Linked DNA regions of Homo sapiens: region 1 is linked to region 2. A link is a contact called in ENCODE Hi-C or POLR2A ChIA-PET data. All regions are on one chromosome and are shown on one strand. The core of a region is the stretch at or near the end of the contact, and the rest is flanking DNA. Distances in the headings are between cores, read along the strand shown.

Region 1 (4,712 bases), core at 1,919-4,418, 63 kb before region 2:
TGTGTTCAAACATGACGTCTTCATTAGGCACCAGTGACAAGATCACAAATAAAACAAAACTCTATCTCTGGACAAGCTCAATTTTCTGCGATGTTCCTAAAAGGGAAGGGGATTGAGGCAGAGCTCCAGGTAGCTTGTACTGAATCCTGTGTGTGAATAAACAGAGGTAGTAGATGAGATAGTGCTACTAGGTGTGTGTGTAGGGGTGTGTGTGTGTGTGTGCACACGCGCGTGCCTATGCACACAATGGGGCAGTTGTAGGCTGGAGCAGGGAAGATTTATTTTTAAATTGAAGAAATTAGTAGTTGCCAGAGAAGCACATGTGCAATGTCTTATGTTTTACTTTCATCATCTCTCCATCTGATGAATAAATTTTAAGGGGATTCCTGCAGGTCAGCAGAAAGAGAGGGTGAAATCTAGCCCTAGTTCTTTGCTGCCCTTACCAGATGGAGGCCACCATTAAAGCCCTCAACTCAACTGAAAAAAAAAATTTTATGAAGTATTTTTGTGAAAATTAAGCTATAGCATTGGAAACCACTCTTTACATCCCCCTCCCCACCTCCTGCAGTGCTCAAAGCTGTCTTCCAAGGAAGCTGGAAATATAAGTAGAAAAAATATCTTGCCCAGAGGCCCCTGGCAAGAGCTCTTAATCAGCTACTGGTACCTTTGCTTTTGGGGACTGTAGCTTTGGTTGAGTCTCACCCAAAAATCAATGTTTTTAGCTGAAGGCGGAAAATTATAAAAGCAAAGGTGTGAAGTGAAGCTCTTTGGTTAGTGCTGTCAGTGGAAGAACAGTCACCCCAGTGGAGTAATAGGTGCCCCAAGACACATACACACGCTTGAGCAGGACCACTGATTCATCCAGGCGCTCGCTGATGTGAGACTGATAAAGTGACTTATTTTTAAGCAGTTGATCATACTTCTGAATTAAAGTATTCATAGATTATTCAGAAATAATAAATTTGTTTTGTGGAAAGTGAGATTTTTTTTTCTCTACTTACTTCACAGTACCACCATGTCCCACTGGACATTTGGACACATAGGAACTGAATTCAAGGGATGATTTTCTATCACTTGAAATCTTAAAGTAGAAGAGAGATGGAGTGATTTGCTTGTGATGAATCGGCCAGTCTCTGGGTAAAAAAGTCAGGACTAGGAAAACAAGGACTAAAGTCACAAACTTCTGCTCCCAACACAATCACTAAGATCACCTTCAAATGCCACTTCTACTTCCCGTAGGAGTTCTAGTCTTTCATGAGTATTCAATTTTAAGCACTGGTGGTCTATATGGAGGTATGAGGTGGTGTTTCTCTTTTGGCTACTCATCTCAAATTTTGAAAATAAATGTTCATGGGGGTAAGAAGATTGTTTTATGACACTAGCCTACTGTAAATTCTTTTTGGAGTCTTCTTGAAAATATTTGAGTTTTTAAATTAAACACTAGGTGATAAGGAAAGGTTTCAAGGGAGGATAAAGTTAAAAAGAAAGGCAATTCCCAACGAAGAGGAAAGAAACCTATGTGATGGAGTCTTAAGCTTTTGTATTCTGCCCTTGGATATTACAGCAAGGCCCTAGGACTGGATTTATGATGCAACCAGGGGTTTAATTAGAAGACTATGAGCTCGAATGGAGCCACATTTAGACAGAATCTGAAACCTCTGTTTTGTCAATGCATAATTCTACAGGAATTTGCAAGTGACCTTTATTTTTTTAGGAGGGTCCAAAATTCAAAGCTGGAAAGCATGTGTCCTTTTTAATGTATAGTCTATTGCAAATATGAATCTGCCTTTAGAAAAACACAAGACCATTTTAAAATGCAATAATAGGGCTGCTAATTTGCCCTTCAGAAGTCATTTTTCATTTTCTTTGTTGGGAAAGCAGGTGCATGAGAAGTGTGTGTATGTGGGGGGTGTGGGGGAGAGGGAGAGTGTCCTCAGGTGTTCATTGTCACACAGCCCTCAAGTGGCTTCACAGGCAGAAAGTCCTAGCAAGAAATGGCAGTCCTTGCAGAAGCCCTTTGTCCCTTCAGCCATACTGTTTGTGAGTTTTTTTACTGAAGGATTTTCACACAGCTACGTGGCGAAGGACTTGCGAGATTTGATTATATATCCCATGAGTCAGGTTTCGATGGGTTACAGATTGCAATAAAATCAACCACAGGCTTTGGAAAAACTTTCCATGAAAGGCATTTTAGACTAAGAAATATTGGCTTTGGATTTCCCCATCTAGAAAGGTAGAGAGTAAACATGTACTGACAAAAAAGCACCACATTCGGGATCCCGAAAATAATTGTGAAACAACACAAGAATGCTTTTCCTCCTCCCTTTCCTTCCTTTCCACGTCACAGAGTTTGTCATTTATGACGATTTTGTGGTTGTTTTAACAGTTCTGTGAAAATGAGATACAGAGAAAGTATTTTTAAGATTTATTTAAATAATATAAGGTCACAGATATTCCCCCCTCTCCTCTTCTAGAACATCTTGATTCATTAAAAAGAAAAAAAAAAAGGAATTAAATAGCATAAGTATTTTGAATGCATTGGTTATGGGTTTTATTTTTAATAACTGTCTTGTCACTCATTATTTTATTGGGTTAAAAGTTATAATCATTTTCAGGTAGATAATTAAAGTAGCTATGTATGTAGGAATGGAGTTAGAATAATTTGGAATATCGTGGTGGAAAAAGCGTTAGCAGGTATGTGGGATATTTGAAAGCCTTAGAAAAACAAGCATGTTAAATGCTTCCTATACTATTATGTGTTATAAGACAGATTATGTATAATAAGAGGCTATCTTACCTTTTAAAATAAAGTACTAAAAGTGGTTCATTACAAGTCACTTCCGCTCTGGCTGTACCACTTATTAGCTGTGTGACCTTAGATAAATTATTTAATCCTCATAAGCCTTAGTCTCCTCATCTGCAAAATGGAAATGAAAACAGTATCTACCTCGCAGAGTTCTTGTGAGGCTTAAACGAGATAATCCAGGTCAGACCCAGCTGCTGTTATTCTTGGCCCTGTACATATTGAGAGAGGCTGGCTTTCCAGGCAGTGGATTTAACATACGTTTGCTTCATCTCATTTTTCCTTAAACTCAGGGGCTATGGACAGTCCATTCACACCCCTAGAGTCTCACCAGAAAAGGACAGAAGGCAGAATTCAAATCTGCTGAGAATGGATGGTTAACATGAAACGTGGGGGATGACTCATGGCAGGAGGAGGTTCAGTGAAGCCCGATTGTCTCTGACAGTTGAGGACAAAGTGGCTGCAGATGCTTCAGAGGCTGCCCCCAGAGCACATTGCAGCCTGTGCAGTTATTATTCCTAAGGCCGATGCCACAATGATGTCACATAACCACCCGGCAGATGGCTCGTATTATTATATGCATTGAAACCAGAGTGAACCCTTCCCATGTTTGGGATGGGTGTGGTGAGTGGGAGGAACACCTGTTAGGAGGTAGGATCTGGGTTTGATTCTATTTTTTCCCCCTCTCTTACTGGTACTTTCTGGTTGGTAGCTCTGAGCCTCAGTTTCCTTATCTGCAAAAGGGAGATGTACCTCAAAAGTTGTTTAGAAGGGTAGAGTAGAATTAGATAAGATAATGTAAGCAAATGCTTGGTGTTTCTGAATGACCTCTGGAATATGTGGACAGCATATTGTTATTCAATGATAATTAAGAATAAGTTGAAGTACAGTGATGCCACCTTGTACTTATCATTTTGCATTTAACAAAAGGACGTGGACATGCATTATCGTATTTGAGCTTGACGAAAGCCTGTGATCACCGGTTCACAGAGCACAGAGGTTTTGGGCCTTCCCCAAAGTAACACGACTTCAGAGGAAAATGAGAATTCCTGCTAAGAAGTGGCCATCCTTGGTGTATAAGCCCCTTTATCCCTTTAGCCATGATATTTGGGAGATTTTTTGCTGAAGGGTTTTAACATGACCCCATGTCAAGACTAAGACCAAGATCTTCTCACATAGCTGCAGAGGATCACACACAGAGGGTGTCTTTGGCTGGTGAGGGGCTCATGAGATGGAGCATAGCAGGGGCCTCCTAGTGTGTCCTTCAAAACCAAAATTAGGCTTTTCATAAGCTCAGTCTCTGAACTCAGTGCTGTCTGGCTCCTTTCCCATCTTTCCCCTTGGAGGAAAACTGAAGAATTAAGCTGTTAGAACTAGACTTCTCTAATAAGCCTCAGTGTCACAGGTTGTCACAGTTGTTGCATTTTATTTTGTTTTTATTTTTATTTTTTCTTAATTGGGCAGCCTCTCCCCCAGCCTTTTCCCCCAAACCAGAATAAGTTCAGAGAGACTCCCATGGTTGCATTTTAAAGGTCATCTAGTTCTGTCATTACTCCTTGAATCCTGTCATAAGATCCTGGCTACTCGCAGGGATGTTGCTTGAACCTTTTGTAGGTAACTCTGTTTGAAGGCTCTTCACTGTACTGAGCTTGGGCTGTTCTGAGATTTATCACCCCCACCCCATCCTTTAAGTACTACAGAACAAATCTTTATCAGGAGAGGTGGGGACACGGGACAGTGGAAAGAGTGTGGACTTGGGATCAGATAGACTTGATTTGCAAATTTCCAGCTACCTTTCTGTTTCAGCTGTATACTGTTGCACAAGTGACTTGCCTGCTGGAAACCTCAGTCTCTTCATTCACACAATGAGAATGGTGGGGATTGGAAATTATCTAGCCAACCTAGTAGG
Region 2 (4,458 bases), core at 1,770-4,269:
TTTCCTCCAATTTTTTTGGCTGCTACCTACAAGACCAGACTCCTCAAACGAGTTGCCAATCTCTTAATAAATAGGATTAATAAAAAAAGTAATTGTGACTCAATCTGGTTGTCTTGCTTTGTCTAGTGAAAGAACTAGTGTGTGCCTGTTGTGTTGTCTAAACACCATCTAGAAACAAACCATCAATTCGAGTATTGAGATAGAAGAGAAAATGGTTCCCTTTTCTGCAGTCTCATCTGTGTTTGATCTTTCATAGTAAACTCATAGAGAGAGGAAGTTTGTCACTCTAAACCCATTAGTTCATGCTTCTGTGCAGCCTGGCTAGTCCCAGAGCTATCACCCCAACCCACATTATATTTAATTGATGAGTAAGAATAGAAGGTATTATAGAATCAGAGAGATGAAAAGAGCCACCTAACAGCCTTACCAACTTTGGCAAATTTGTCAGCAACTCTGGGCCTCTGTTTCTTTAAAATGAAGATGACAATCCCTGCTCTATAGCGTTTTGTCTGTGTGTTTTAGTGCCCTTGTTGTAGTTAAGTGAATAGACACGTGAAAAGGTACTTTGCTTAGTGTTTCTTCTGTAATTGGCAGAGTAAATGGCAGGCAGGCTTAACAATATTTCCAAGCCTGTTCTGTTTTTGGTTTCTTGGCAATCTTGTAATGAACTTTTAACCTCCAGACTATAACCTGGGCTCATATTTCTCCATCTTGATACTAAATGTATAAAACCTCCAGACCCTTATCTCATAAATTGATCAGGACATCAGTAATTCCTGAGAATATTCTATAACTCTATATGTTAACCTTTTGGTTACGGGACTGACAGAAGTTATTATAGGGAAAAAGTTCATTTTAAGCTTTACTGAAGTCCACCAATGAAAATTCAAAGTAAAAGAGAACAGTGGCTAGTTGAATGACCCACTCCCTAACATGATAATGCAGTATTGATAACTACAGTATTCTGAGCATCTACCAGACACTGTTCTCTTTTGATTTATTTAATCTCATATTTAATCCTAGGATGTAGGTTTTTAAAAGAATATAACTCCATTTTAAAGGGAAGTGAGCAGACTCAGAATGCTTAAATTACTTGTCCAAGACCACTCAGCTTGTAAGTGAAGGGTCCAGGACTTCATTGTCCATTATATTAGCCACTAGCCACATGTGGCCATTGAGCAATCAAAACATGGCTAATGTGAATTGAGATATGCCAGATGTGTAAAATATACACCAGATTTTGAAGACTTAGTACAAAAAAAGAGTGTAAAATGTAAAATGTCTTATTAATGATTTTTATATTGATTACATGTCTAAATAATACTATTTTGAATATATGGGATTAAATAAAGTATATTATTAATTTTACCTGTTTTTTTTCACTTATTTAATACAGTTACCAGAAAATTTAAAATTACTTATGTGGCTCACATTTGTGTCTTGTGTTCTTGTGTTTCTAGTAGACAGCTCTGGCAAATAATTTGAAAGCAGCTCTGTTTACAAACCATGGTTACATGATTCCCATAAGCTATAATATTACCAGCCTTTGTTTTTGTAATTTACATATGATTGAACAATATTAGGTCATATCTTATGAAAGTGCAGTTTTTGTAGGTCAGAATTTGTTGAATATTCACATTCTGTAGAGTTCAACATAAAAGGTGATGCTGACTGAAAAATGTGGTAATGAAAATACAAATATTACCTAAGCCCCACTGGCAAAGCCCTTGATGAAACTGATGGTTACGTACAAGCAAAGCACCACTAAGTGGAACAGCACAACCTACCCCTAAGCAAGTTGGGCTATTGTATGAAATGATTTCTGCCCTTAGAAATCTTCATTAATGTACCTGTGACAACATTTTCTACCATTTTTAGGGGAGAATAAAAAGAAGAAGCCAAAAACTCACTGTTCCTTGCAGTCACTAGCCTTGAGATGGCATTACTTTTCTATCTGGGAATAAGCTGAGCTGTGCTCCTTTTGCTAATAAGCCTTAGACTATGGTTGGACCTATGCTTTGTCTTCCTGAAACACATATAACGTGTGTGGGAGGAGGACTGCTTTTTTAAAAAAAAAAAGAAGCAAAATTTCAAATACAAAATTAGATTGAAAGTCTTAGGGCCCGTAAAAGCGAAAGACCAGGACTTCAAGCGCATCATGGCAAACCTGTCTCTGAACGTTAGCTAATACATGCCTTTGTTTCTATCAAAGTCTATTACCTTGTAATTCTAGCAAAAACTAGATTGCATCTCTTTTTGCTAATCTACTAAATCATCACTCTATTCTCTAGTCCTTCCCTTGTCTCTGCAACCGCATCCTCTGTACTGAACAAAGAAAACCAGGACCCTGATTTTACTAACATTCCAGGTCAGGTCAGAGATAGTAGAGGAAATGTTATTTTTGTGCCTCTTTTGGAGCATAATAACTAGATCTGATGAGATTCGAGAAATAATTAATGTAAATATGAGGTAATTGTATCAATATATATGAATAATTTTACTCAACGTTGCAAAGGTAATGCTTTTTAATTGCCTTTTTTAAATGAAAGAGTTGCTTCAGGTTTTTCCCTGATTGAGTCTTTATTTCCCTGAAATACTTTGTAGCTAGTTTCTTTATTTCAGCACGTAATGGTCATTTGGAGAAGAGATGAGTGTGTTCCTGTAATTGGGCAGAGACCTTGTAAAGGGAACAGAATGTACTGAGAGAGACTTTGTGCTGTGTGATCAGAACTAGGAAAATCATTCAGCCTAAGAGAACAGACATAATTAAACAGAAAAGCAAAAAATTAGTGGTAAGAGGCCCAATATAATCTCTTAGGCTTTCCCTCCAACATGGGATTTTCTCTCCTATAGATGCCAACCCAACTGAAAGAACACACATGTGTTCCTCAGGTGACATCACCGAGGTCTGGCCAGCCCTGGAGTTGGAAACCCTCTCCTCAGGCCCAAATCTCAATTCTGAAAATCCCGAATCTCAGGCTGTTGGGAGCAAACAAGCTAAGAAGTTATGTAATTCAATACTGCTCTAAAAGCGATGTGAAGTCATGCAGTTTGGCTTGTCCTCAAGCATGGGCGTAACACTAATTTCTTCATTTGAACCAAAATTAAACTCTACCGAAAACTGGGAGAATGTTAAATCAAGTGGCAGTTGTTCATTTAGTAAAGTATCAAATTTCACATCACCACGTGTGCACATCTTCCCCTTGCCCATAACCTGGCCCTCCAAGAAATCACTGACTCCATTCAAATTTCTGAAAGGTGAAATTTAGGCAGAAACTGGTGGGAGAGGCACCAAGGAGCCCCAAGGAAGTCCAGCAACCCCCTTAATATTACCCCTTTGTTACAAGCTCTGAGAGTTATCCATGAGGAATTATTCTTGTAGGATTTTTTCCACAAGCATATACATACATTCATATATATATATATATATATATATATATATATATATATATATAGTTTTAAATATGAAAATCATCAATGGGGCAGCACAGGAAACAATTTCAACCGAAACGTGCTAGAATGGATTTTGATTTATTTAATCTCTATCCAGGACCTGGAAAAGTGAGACCACCATTGAATACCTCAGGGCAAGATAGAAGTAGAAAGGCAGGAGGGACAAATGGAGTTGAGCCAGAAAGGGAGTTGGGAACCCTGAGCACTGACATTATGTGTGCCACACATTTAGTCGAGTTTGATGTCCTGTATATACCATTACAGCAAGTGTAGAGAGAAAAACAAAACAAATTGGTCAACTGAGCTTAACTTCAAGCAAAAGATTCAGTTGAGGAGTCTCACTGTGCCATTGTCTTTCAACAGGAGTCTTTAAAAGCCAAAGTGCTAGTTGTAGAAATGATGTGATGGGAAAACATCTCTCCTTGTTCTCAGTATCCACCCTGTTGTGCTGGGTTTTTGGGATTGTCAGACCCCATTCCCAGGGTCCTCCCTAAAATCAGTGAGTGTTCCCAGTCCTGTGCTTCTTACATGAGGCCATTCCTGATATGATTTGGCCCTGTGTTCCCACCCAAATCTCATCTCGAATTGTAATCCCATAATCCCCATGTGTTGTGGGAGGGACATGATGGGAGGTAATTGAATCATGGGGGCTATTTCCCCCATGCTGTTCTCGTGATAGTTAGAGTTCTCACAAGATCCAATGGTTTATAAGCATCTGGCATTTCCCCTGCTGGCACTCATTCTCTCTCCTGCCGCCCTGTGAAGAGGTGCCTTCCACCATGATTGCACATTTTCTGAGGCCTCCCCAGCCATATGGAACTGTGTCAATTAAAACTCTTTCCTTTATAAATTACCCAGTCGCGGGTATTCCTTCATAGCAGTGTGAGAACAAACTAATACAACTCCTTATTTATCCTGTTTCCAGCCTCTAGTACGCAACTGAGCTTATGGCAATTTGAAAAATGTTTGCTAAATTGAAAAAGGGCATAGATGGGACTATAGCTC

The links. Hi-C counts contacts between places; a loop is a spot of excess contacts on that map. ChIA-PET counts read pairs that join two places held with the same protein, here RNA polymerase II (POLR2A).
Region 1: a loop to region 2 is called in a map of thyroid gland, with 2.0 times the contacts of the local background. The contact joins two enhancer-like sites. A Hi-C loop is called at or near these places in 3 of 168 maps with a recorded cell type or tissue (ascending aorta, cardiac septum and thyroid gland). POLR2A ChIA-PET finds 5 or more read pairs at or near these places in 1 of 52 experiments (MCF 10A).

Annotation. Positions count from the first base shown.
Region 1 is chr1:218,381,628-218,386,339 of GRCh38, forward strand. The region is part of intron 1 of TGFB2 (transforming growth factor beta 2); the gene reads left to right. Among named protein-coding and RNA genes, the nearest start is that of TGFB2-AS1, 38 kb to the left of the region's middle. Within about 2 kb of position 3,169, at least 2 of the 41 ENCODE cell types and tissues checked have a DNase peak (open chromatin) inside an H3K27ac peak, as active enhancers do.
Region 2 is chr1:218,444,517-218,448,974 of GRCh38, forward strand. TGFB2 (transforming growth factor beta 2) reads left to right here. Exons shown (of 7, transcript NM_003238.6): 7 at 1-103. Among named protein-coding and RNA genes, the nearest start is that of TGFB2-OT1, 4.1 kb to the left of the region's middle. Within about 2 kb of position 3,020, at least 4 of the 41 ENCODE cell types and tissues checked have a DNase peak (open chromatin) inside an H3K27ac peak, as active enhancers do.